Regions from separate parts of the Homo sapiens genome. Here region 1 is linked to region 2. Evidence: chromatin loops called from intact Hi-C (ENCODE). Cell type or tissue: heart left ventricle. All regions are shown on one strand. Each heading gives the region's core, and the rest is flanking DNA. Links, peaks and the distances in the headings are about the cores only. Region 1 overlaps RNLS (renalase, FAD dependent amine oxidase). Region 2 overlaps RNLS (renalase, FAD dependent amine oxidase).

What was found. Hi-C counts contacts between places; a loop is a spot of excess contacts. Peaks named below come from ENCODE experiments on the same cell type or tissue, not always from the same donor. Only the 100,000 strongest peaks of a DNase experiment are listed, where the experiment ranks them.
Region 1: it touches region 2 in a loop (2.0-fold over the local background); 1 of 110 quality-filtered maps calls a loop at or near these places.

Annotation. Positions count from the first base shown.
Region 1 is chr10:88,342,448-88,347,836 of GRCh38, reverse strand. All of the region lies in intron 5 of RNLS (renalase, FAD dependent amine oxidase), which reads left to right. The region is part of intron 1 of LOC101929727 (a long non-coding RNA gene); the gene reads right to left. Among named protein-coding and RNA genes, the nearest start is that of RNLS, 240 kb to the left of the region's middle. RefSeq lists an enhancer at 1-312. In heart left ventricle, for the core only: no CTCF peak of the experiment used is centred there; no DNase peak of the experiment used is centred there; H3K27ac peaks cover 1,484 bases.
Region 2 is chr10:88,282,262-88,287,650 of GRCh38, reverse strand. RNLS (renalase, FAD dependent amine oxidase) reads left to right here. Exons shown (of 7, transcript NM_001031709.3): 7 at 2,145-3,549. The coding sequence ends at 2,297. The region is part of intron 1 of LOC101929727 (a long non-coding RNA gene); the gene reads right to left. Among named protein-coding and RNA genes, the nearest start is that of RNLS, 300 kb to the left of the region's middle. In heart left ventricle, for the core only: no CTCF peak of the experiment used is centred there; no DNase peak of the experiment used is centred there.

The DNA.
Region 1 (5,389 bases), core at 135-5,134, 60 kb before region 2:
GAAAATTTCAGATATCCTGAGGCAATGGGGGAGGGGAAGGAACAAAGAAAGGGCGAAAAGAAAACCAGGTGGTGGAAGTTCCAGCTTGACCAGAGGGATTAATATGTAGATTTTAAACTTGTTTGCTGTTTAGTTTACTTTGTGGCCCTCCCACAACTCTCTACAACCTCAGTATGGTTCTGGTGTGAGCAGTTGCTTTATATCCATCATTGCTTTTTTATTGGGGGGGGTTGGTGTTTAAATTAAGATAGCCCAGACACTTTTTGGAATATCTAGGATGAACTTAGATAGGAACGTTATGGTTTCTTTAGGTTGGTTCCTTTGCAGAAATTTAGTCTGCTGCCTAAATGGCAATATCGACATCTATTTGATAACCTTATTTTGAATTAAAACAGAGCTCTTCATACTCTGAATCTCAAATATAGAAAGCTCAGCTTGCTGTTTCCATAATACCTGCACCATGTCAATCTGTTCAGAGAGGGAACCTGGAAAAAGGCTGTCTGTGGGACTGAGCTGTTTTGAAGGATCTTGAAGTTAAGTCCTTACTGTGGTCTGAAGTGAAGCTGTCAACACTCTGGGTCGTAAGCCCAGGGCTCAAAATAATGTGAGCTGCTCTGCTTCCCAGATAAGTGCCTGGTTTTCATCATTCTGGAGGCATCTCAAAACCTTTGCAAGTTGAGAACAGTATCATAAAACTGCGTAAATCACAGACTGCTTGTGAGCCTCAGGTCCTGGGAAACAGTAAAGACTTGAGCTGGATAAGAATTTGACAAGTCTTCATTGTGGTCCATTTTTATCTGGGACCATGACAACATTATCCCAAAGAGATGGGATCATTCCTTTGCCTAGAGCTCCCTCAGAAAAGATTTCACCACTTTCCTCACTGTCAAGAATTCCTCTTCAGATCAGTCTAAATGTCTCATGGGCTAAAGAAGTAATACGCTCTGACTGCAGAGCCTGCTGCTTTCTCCAAAATTAGAAGCTTTCTCCATTAGTGGGAATACATGCCACAATCCATCACACATGTGACACATCTGTTGATACTTCTTATCTTGATCAAGATTGAAAATAAGAGACACTAACATCACGGCATAATAGGAATGTGTATTCAGTGCTTGATAAATATTTGCTGAGCCAGTAGTCCTTTTTGCAACTCTGAAATGCCCTTCCCTGCTCCTGAAATAACATTGAGAATTAATACTTCAGCACTGGTCACCCACTTAGCAAGCAAGGAAAAGTAATGGCTAGTCAGCAAATTGTTTATCTCTAAAACAGTCTAGATGTCTGTTACCACTACCCTTTAAATCACATAAAATGAATAAGCTCTTCGTTTAATTGCTGAATCTGAAAGCCACTGAAAAGCATATGTGAGTTCTTCGCAATTAGAATGATTAGAAGCCTCTTTTTGGATGTTCTGTACCATGCCTAGAACACTGGGAATACTTGACTATATAGTATTGTCAGTAAAACCTGAAAAGGAGAAACAAGTATTCTTAGCAACAGTTTTACTGTGGTCTCTGAGGAGTATACATCTGCTTTGAATGATGCCCCGTAACACAAACCGTGATTTCCAAGGTTACACTTCAAAGAATCCCACTGTTCTCTTTGTGAAGGATATTTCTTTTTAATAGTTTGTTAAAGAACAACTGTGCTCCAGCTGAGATATTTAACTTAGAAAATATATGATAAGCTCTGTAAATGTGCCATTTCTCTGCCACAGTTTAGCAATTATCTCTCTTTTTATATCAGAATGATATTAAAATGAAATGCTATCTTGCATTGGAATCTTGCCATAAATGATGAGTTCATATTAACCCAACTTGGTGAGTGATTAATTCTTTATTGTATAATTCATGATTTGGTTTTTATTATTATGAGTGGTAAAAAATAACCAGTATTATCTAATATACTGCAATGGACTTCTGAATCACACAGACCTATTTTCATACTGTAACTCAGCACTTAGAATTAGGTTGAAGCATATGATATTGCTGTCTTTATAGATTAAAAATGGTCCAATATCAGCATTTTCATGTGATTCAACCTAATAGCTCTGTGATCATGATTAATCTTCTTAATCTCTCTGAGCTTCACTTACTTACCTGAACTGTAACTATAATGGCTCCCAGAAATGTTATAAAGATTGAATGAGATAGTATATCCAAAACTTCTAATATCATGCCTGGCACATAGGTGCATAGTAAATGCCAACTTTATAATTGTTGTCACATACAAATTATTTTATGGTTTTGGTCCATTAGTTATATAAATTTTTATTTTGAGAGACAGAAGAGAGAATGACACACTAATAGTGCAGGTTTAGTTAAAAATCACCCTTTGTTAAAAATAATACTTATACTTACACATTAGGAAGGCTAAACAATATCTTATTACCTGAATAAGTTATTAAACTCAGAGAACATGAAGTTAGATGCAGTTCTTTTTATGGGATGTCAAATCATTTTTTGAATAAGAATTTTTCCAAAAAAAATTTACACTACAAATAGTCTGAGAAGACTAAGCACTGTGAAGTAAATCGTTAGCAAATCAAAGAGCTGAGACTAATTCAAGAGCAGGTTTCGAAGTCTGACTGCAGAATCTCACCACAGGAAATCACTTCATTGCGTTTCATAAATACTTTATATCAGTTAGCATTTTTAACTCTGTTCAGAATCACCAATCCATCTTTTTGCCCAGATGTGACATTATTGAGTAAATTGAGCCTAAAGAGTCCTTTGGTTTATTACCAGTAAATTTCTTGTTATTAAGTGAGCTGAGAAGGCTTTTATATGCCCTCTAAAATCGTATGTGGGCCCTGCTATTTTTAATTGTCATTGCCCCTACAGATTCCATATATGTGCTCATTTATATAATGAGAAGAATCCATATGTACTGTACAGGACATTGAATTCCCTGCATAATATGAATGAATATTAAGCACTGGAATCAGAAAAGAATCTCTTGAAATTCCATTAATATTTATAACTGATCTGTGGGACTAGGGGAATTCTTTAGTATAAAATATTCCAAATTCATGTTTGTAAAAAATGAAGCATCCTTGAATTTAAAATATAGTTTTCCTCACTAAAATAGATTTCTATTATAAATATAGCAAGTGAATTCTTGCTGTTGTTATATATCCTTACATTATTTAACAGAGTCAGGAAAGGCACTTTAGAACCTTGAGGTCAGTTGAACCTAATTCACTCTTTTTTATTAAAAATAAAATGCCTATTTGTTTACTGTATTCATAATAGTAGTTTCTCGGGAGTGGCTAACAATATCATAAAGATTATAGTCCCTCTGATTTAAGAGCTTTTGCCAAAATACCCAGATCCAATCGTTGTTTTTCCTGTCAAAATATAACAGGAAGAGTAACTCCATTTGTCTTATTAGGAAAGAAGATAAGAATGTCCACAGTAAACCAGTAGATTTCCTCCACAAAAGGAGCCAGGAATATTTTGACACTATCATAAATAAAAATTTCACCATCTGCTTAGTCTCAATTTTTCAAATTCAGCATTTTATAATGTCAAGGCAAAAACTTCTCTTTACTAAACCAAATGGATGACAGCAAAGCTTTAGGTCAAATCCCCCAGCCCTGAGATGTATTTTGCTCATTTGAGCAGCTACAAATCTAAAGCTGAACCCAATTATGCAACTGCAGTGATAAAGTGATATCCTTAGAGGCAAACCAGTATGCTGGCTCAAGGGGAAAACCTTGCCCAATTCAGGAAAATAGTCCAATCATAATACCACTTAACACAAAATTTCATAGAGGGCATAATGCTGAGTAGGCCAAAATAACAATGTATAATAAGGGGTGGCTGCATACTGCTGGTGAGTATTGGGAAAGTGGAGCATTTTAGTGGACTGTCATCATAGAAAACCAGGGCTTTTTTAGGCATTGTGGAAGGAGAACTCCAGTGAGAGCCTGGAAAACCAAATGTGAGTTAGGACAAATCCTCTGCTCCAGGGACGTTTCAATTAAAGGACTATTGAAACCCTTTCGTTTTTCCTTTTGGCAGTGCAAATAAAAGCTGCAACAGACTGAAAATCTCCTTGTGTCCCAGGATAAATAGATGTTTTCATGAAGCTTGGGAGGTGTCGGCCAAAGAAAATCTTCTCCCAAACAGATCCTGAAATATATGCAGTCTCACTAAATGTGGCCTTTTCTTTGAATGGACAGAATCTATGGAATTTTTAAAGGAACGAATACAAGGAAAATAGAGGAAAATTATCCCAGCCCTGGACAGAAAGTAGAATTCAGAATATATTTTTGAGAGTTGTTTTACTCCTTTTTTGTTGTTTTTGGAAAATATATATATATGTTAAGATCAAACTTACGTTCATCACTGGCTCTTGATTGCCTACTTTCATTATTCTGAACTTTTTCCTCCCCCATCTTTCCCATTTTTGAAAATGGAGCCACCAATCTCCTAGCTTTTTTGGGCAAAAATCCGAAATCATCCTTGATATTTTCCACTCCTGCACCACAATATGCAATCTGAAACCAAATCGTATTGATATTTTTTTCAAAAATAGACTTTGAATTCACTTCTCTTCATCGTCACTGTCACTGTCAAGACACTGTCTTATTTTAACTGGCTTTTCCATCCTTGCCCCTTTCCAGTTCATTCTTCAAATAACCAGAATGGTTTTCTTAGAGCACACATCTGTTCATGCCACTCACTTTCCTGTTCAAAGCCCTTTAATGCCTTCCCTTTGCACATGAGATTAAATCTCACATCCTTAACATGGCTGGCAAGGTCCTGAATGATCTAGTACAGGGGTCAGCAGATGTTTTATAAAGGCCAGATACTTTAGACTTTGCAAGCCATACAGTCTGTTGCAGCTACTCAAATCTACTGATGTAACCCAAGCAATAGACATATAAAAGAATGGGCGTGGCTGTGTTCTAATAAAACTTTATTTACAAACACAAGTGGCAGGCCAGATTTGGCCTGAAGCCCATAGTTTGCCAACCCCTGATCTCACTATCTCCTCACTCCTTAGCTCTCCAGTCACACCTCTCTTTCCTCCCATACTTTTTTCCACCTCGAGACCTTTGTCTATTCTGTTCTCTACCTAGACTGTCTCAGTTTAAATGTCCTTTCCACAGAGGGCATTCCTGAAGTCCTAATTTAATTAAAATGGTTTCTCTATTTTATTTTTATGATTTATTTTATACTTATATTTTAATTTTCTGTAACTATACATTGATTTATGTGATTATGTGTTTAATGCCTGTTTTACCTTCAAGTTGTAAGGTCCATGAATTAAGAAATTGGATATCATTGTATCTCTAGCACCTGGCACATAGCTTAATACACAGTAAATTCTCAATGAAATGTTTGTTAAGTAAATAGTGAATTAATGAGATCTGATC
Region 2 (5,389 bases), core at 139-5,138:
TTTGGAACTGTGAGTCAATTAAACCTCTTTTCTTTATAAATTACCCAGTCTCAGGGAAGTTCTTAATAGCAGTGTGAGAATGAACTAATACATATCCCTTGCTATTAGACTATTGGTTATCACATTCTGAAATCACTAATATCTAGAATCCTAGCCGTTTTCTTCTTCCTGTAGTGTTTTACTGACAAATTAAATAATCCAACTTGATAACATTCTATCTAAAGCAGGTTAAAAGCTCTAATTGATCACCCAAGTCTGTGCTTCAGTGACTGCACTATGTGCTGCCTCTTTTAGCCACTCAAAGATCTTGTCTGCTGATTTCAAGATTATCAGCTATGTTTGTGATAGATGATGTTGCTGTAAGAGACCTCCAGAAACATGAGAGGATACTCTTAATATTTCACTTTTGTATCTCAGTGACACAGGTCTACAGAGGCCCATGTCTTTAGAGGTTCAACAGGGAAATAATAGTACCATCTCTTTTAAAAAAGCAAATATAACATATAAATAAAAAATATCTATGGCAAACTTTTTCTGCTTTAAGAAAACTGCAGGCTCTGTAAGCCAGGCATGGTGGCTTATGCCTGTAATCCCAACACTTTGGGAAGCCAAGACAGGAGAATAGCTTGAGGCCAGGAGTTCAAGACCAGCCTGGGCAACATAGTGAGACCCCATCTCTAAATTTTTTTTTAATTAGTCAGGCATGGTGGTGTGCACTTACAGTCCTAGCTACCAGGAAGCTAAGGCAGGAGAATCTCTTGGCCTAGGAGTTCAAGAGTGCAGTGAGCTATGATCATGCCATGGCACTTCAGCCTGGGCAACAGAGCAAGACCCTATCTCTAGAAGAAAAAAAAAAACTGTAAGGGAATATACTGACTCAGCCTATCTAGAACAAAGATCTCAGAACCATAATTTAAATAGAATTTATTACATTTCTTGATTTTTTTTTCCTGATTTTTAAATGAGTAAATCCTCATGGGCCTTACTCTATTACTATCCATGAAAACACTGTATAAGAGAGACTAGAACTGTCATATTGTCATCCAGGTGAATGGAGCCCCCTGAAGTTGTACAGTGAAGCAGTCCCAAGTGAGATGGCCATTACAACAAGTTTTCATATTCTGGTTTTTTAGAGGGTTTTTGGTGTTTCAGTGGCCAAATCATCTCAGTGTCCAACATAACTACATTCACCTCCCACTCATTCTCCTTACTGCAAATGCTTATTAGCCATCATCCATCCAAATTTTGAGAATATTTTCTCCAGAAAAACAATCTCTGTGTCTTTTTTCATACTTTCAGATATGAAAATAAAAAGCTGTTTAAAAAGACTGCTTTGGGGTCAGTCTACTCTCAGGACTGAAATTTCCTTAAGGACAAGGTTGTGAAATTTTAAAATTCTCCTGCTCCAATGTTCAGCATGGAGCCTGGGCCAGAACAGCGCTCAGGAAATATGTGAGGAAGAAGGAACCATGGGATGAGGAGTAGTGGAGAGAAACTGAAGAAGGATGTATTGGTCAATTTGGGCTGCTATAGCAAAATACCATAGAGTGGGTGGCTGATAAACAGAAATTTCTTTCTGGCAGTTCTGGGGTCTGGGAAGAGCAAGATCAAGGCACTGGCAGATCCAGTGTCTGGTGAGAGCCCTCATTCTCATAGATGGCACCTCTGGCTGTGTCCTCACATGGTGGAAAGGACCAACAAGCTTCCTTGGGCCTGTTTTATAAGGAGCTGATTCCATTCATGAGGAGTTTGCCCATGATCTAATCACCTCCCAAAATGCCCCACCTTCTAATATCATCACCTCGGGGGTTAGGACTTCAACATATGAATTTCAGGGGGATAAACCTTCAGACTATAGCCCCTACTAATTTTGAAGTTCAGCCCACTTCTGATTACCTTATCTAATAACTGAAAATTTAAACATTTAAGAATATAAATATAAACACTTGAACTGGGGTTGAGGGGCGTTTAGTGAGTCTTGGTTTGTTTTTTGTTTCTTGTGTGTGCATTTTTTTTGTTTGTTTGGTGCTTCTTGTGAGAAATCTTGATTTCTCCAGGTAGACTAACCTTTTCCAGGTGGGTGTTGCCATGACAGCACAATAGAGCACAGAATGTCAATTGCAATCCTCTTTTTACTTTTTCAGGTTACAAATGCTGCTGCCAACTGTCCTGGCCAAATGACTCTGCATCACAAACCTTTCCTTGCATGTGGAGGGGATGGATTTACTCAGTCCAACTTTGATGGCTGCATCACTTCTGCCCTATGTGTTCTGGAAGCTTTAAAGAATTATATTTAGTGCCTATATCCTTATTCTCTACATGTGTATTGGGTTTTTATTTTCACAATTTTCTGTTATTGATTATTTTGTTTTCTATTTTGCTAAGAAAAATTACTGGAAAATTGTTCTTCACTTATTATCATTTTTCATGTGGAGTATAAAATCAATTTTGTAATTTTGATAGTTACAACCCATGCTAGAATGGAAATTCCTCACACCTTGCACCTTCCCTACTTTTCTGAATTGCTATGACTACTCCTTGTTGGAGGAAAAGTGGTACTTAAAAAATAACAAACGACTCTCTCAAAAAAATTACATTAAATCACAATAACAGTTTGTGTGCCAAAAACTTGATTATCCTTATGAAAATTTCAATTCTGAATAAAGAATAATCACATTATCAAAGCCCCATCTTAAGTCTTCGGATGTGTCCTTGAATCAATATTTTTGCAAATTATACAAAACAAGATTTTTCCAAAATGTAGGTAACAGAGTGTAATTCTTATTTCTCATTTATCCCCCAAGTTATTAAGTGATCCTGAATTGTAGGTCATATATGTCATCATCTTAGTGTGGAGGGCAACTTGACTGATAAAGAGACCTTCCTTCAGATTTTCAGAAAGTATAAGATTCCACATGATTTTCCCAGCCACACAGTACTTTTTAACTTTCAAACAAATTCCAGTCCTAATATGAAAGATAAAAATTAAATAGAAACAGAGAGAAAGTATATCGATCCTTACCTTTTGCTATATTTTATAGCTGTTGCTGTTACTTTATGGGTTCTCCAGTATGTGCTGTGGCATTTAGACTGTGTCGAGTTTAATGAATTTAACACAACAAAAAATTTACTGAACCAGAAAATAGATGCACTTAAAATAGTTCAATATTTGCCAAGTTGGTGGTTCAGCATATCACCCACATGCTTCAGTGACCTGACCCCACGACTTGCTAGCTGGAGAGAAATCAATCTCCAGCCTTCCAAACCAGCTACCTGTTGCTAATTTGAAAAGCAAAATGATGAGTTCTATTTCAGCATTTTGAAAGGAGAAAAATCATTGCAGCCTCTCAAACTAACAAAAGTTCAACAAAAGACTTCTTACTGTAATAGTGTTTAAAGTTTCACACTTACATGTCCACTGTCATACATACACATACACAGGCACAGGCAGAACTTGCTTCTATAGCTGCAAAGTGGGTTTTATGACCCTATAGCATATTATTATATGTTTCCTCTTAGCAATAAATTGGTGAAAAACTTAAATGCCAACATGTGGTTAATGTCACTTATTTTGAAAGCAGAGGGAGGAAGAAGGAAATTTGTAGTCTCTATAAAATGATGAAAAATAGTGATTTTTTGTTATTTTCGCCCATATTTGACTAACATTTGTCTTTATTTATATTTTTTAAATTTTAAATGTAGGGATACATATACAGGTTTGTTATATAGGTAAACTTGTGTGACAGAGATTTGTTGTACGGATTATTTTGTCACCCAGGAGTTAAGCCTAGTACCCATTAGTTATTTTTCCTGATCCTCTCCTCCCTCCCACCCTCTACTCTCAGGTAGGCCCCACTTTCTGTTGTCCCCTGTATGTGTCCATATGTTCTTATCATTTAGCTCCCTCTTGTTAGTGAGAACCTGTGGTATTTGGTTTTCTGTTCCCTCATTAGTTTGTTAAAGATAATGGCCTCCAGCTCCATCCATGTTCCTGCCAAGGACATGATCTCATTCTTTTTTATGGGTGCATCATATTCCATGCTATGTATGTACCACATTTTCTTTATCCATATTCTACCATATTTACCCTTAAAATATGGTAGAAAGGTCATTCAAATTAACTATTTTGTTTTTAACAAATATAATTCAGGAGCCATTTGACTGAAAGCACCCTGAACCTTTAAAAACAATGCTATATTTGTTTTATGAATTTATGTCCTCCAAAGGAGGGGGAGGGAATTTGTAAAGCTGGGATGGGTTGCTTGGAGACCGTACTCCTCTAAGCCATTACTAATGACTTTTAATATCTATTCTTTCTAACTCTGCATCTGTTTTTATAAGACTATGGCAATATGAGGAAAAACCCTACTTGATATGTAGATCATTGTTACTTTGCTATTTTAATTATTTTGAAAACTTATTTTACATTTAGATTTTCTTTCAATTCTTCCCCATTAGAAATGAAATGGTAGAAATATCTCCTCCTGGAAGCCATCCCAGACGGCCATAAAATTCAGCTGGCCAGGATGCTCTGAGAGACACAAGGCTAAGATATCAAACTCCCCTGGGAGATGGGAGTCAGCACCAGGTAGAACAGTGGCCAAGGTGTATGTATGTTAGCCCCACGGGGCCACACATCATCACAGTATTTCCAAACAAGAACTTTTATTAATCAAGCCAGCCAAGGAAAGCTGTTCTGTTTTGAAAGGAGCGTATTCAAGTGAGAAACGGCTTGAGCAGTGGGGTGATTTAATACTTGTTAGCTGATAAATATAGCCTTTGCCAGAATAAAACTTTATGATGCAGTGTTGAAAAGCTTAATTACTAAACTGTCTATGCACGTCTTGCTCAGGCAGCAAGGGTGACAAATTATAGCAGTGAAATAGTATTTTTCACCTTTGGCATTTCTGAAGGAGAAGAGTATGTCTAAAAACATCAAGAAAGCAGCAGTAATCCCAGACCAGATATTACTGGGGGGAGGGCGGGGAGGAAGACACTTCGTTGAGTCATCAAGCCTTCTGTGCAAAATGCCATGGTCCCCACCCCCCGCCTACCCACTACCTTGTTAACTGAAGAGAACAGGGTCAATTTTACATTTTTCTGGCATTTTATACTCATCCAAGCGTGTGTGTGTGTGTGTGTGTGTGTGTGTGTGTGTGTGTGTGTGTGTGTATTTTCACTTTTCATCCTCCTAACACCTCTGTGAAATAAGCAGAGCAGAGAATTCTTATTTACATTTAACAAGTGAGGAAACCAAGGCACAGATCTTGGCCAACCAGGGTCACGTAATGTTATTCCAGGACAAGAGCCCAAGCCCCTCATGACCCGTTTCTATTTACAGGCACCATGCTGCTGCCAGATGAACATGCTAATTAAAACTGAACTGAAA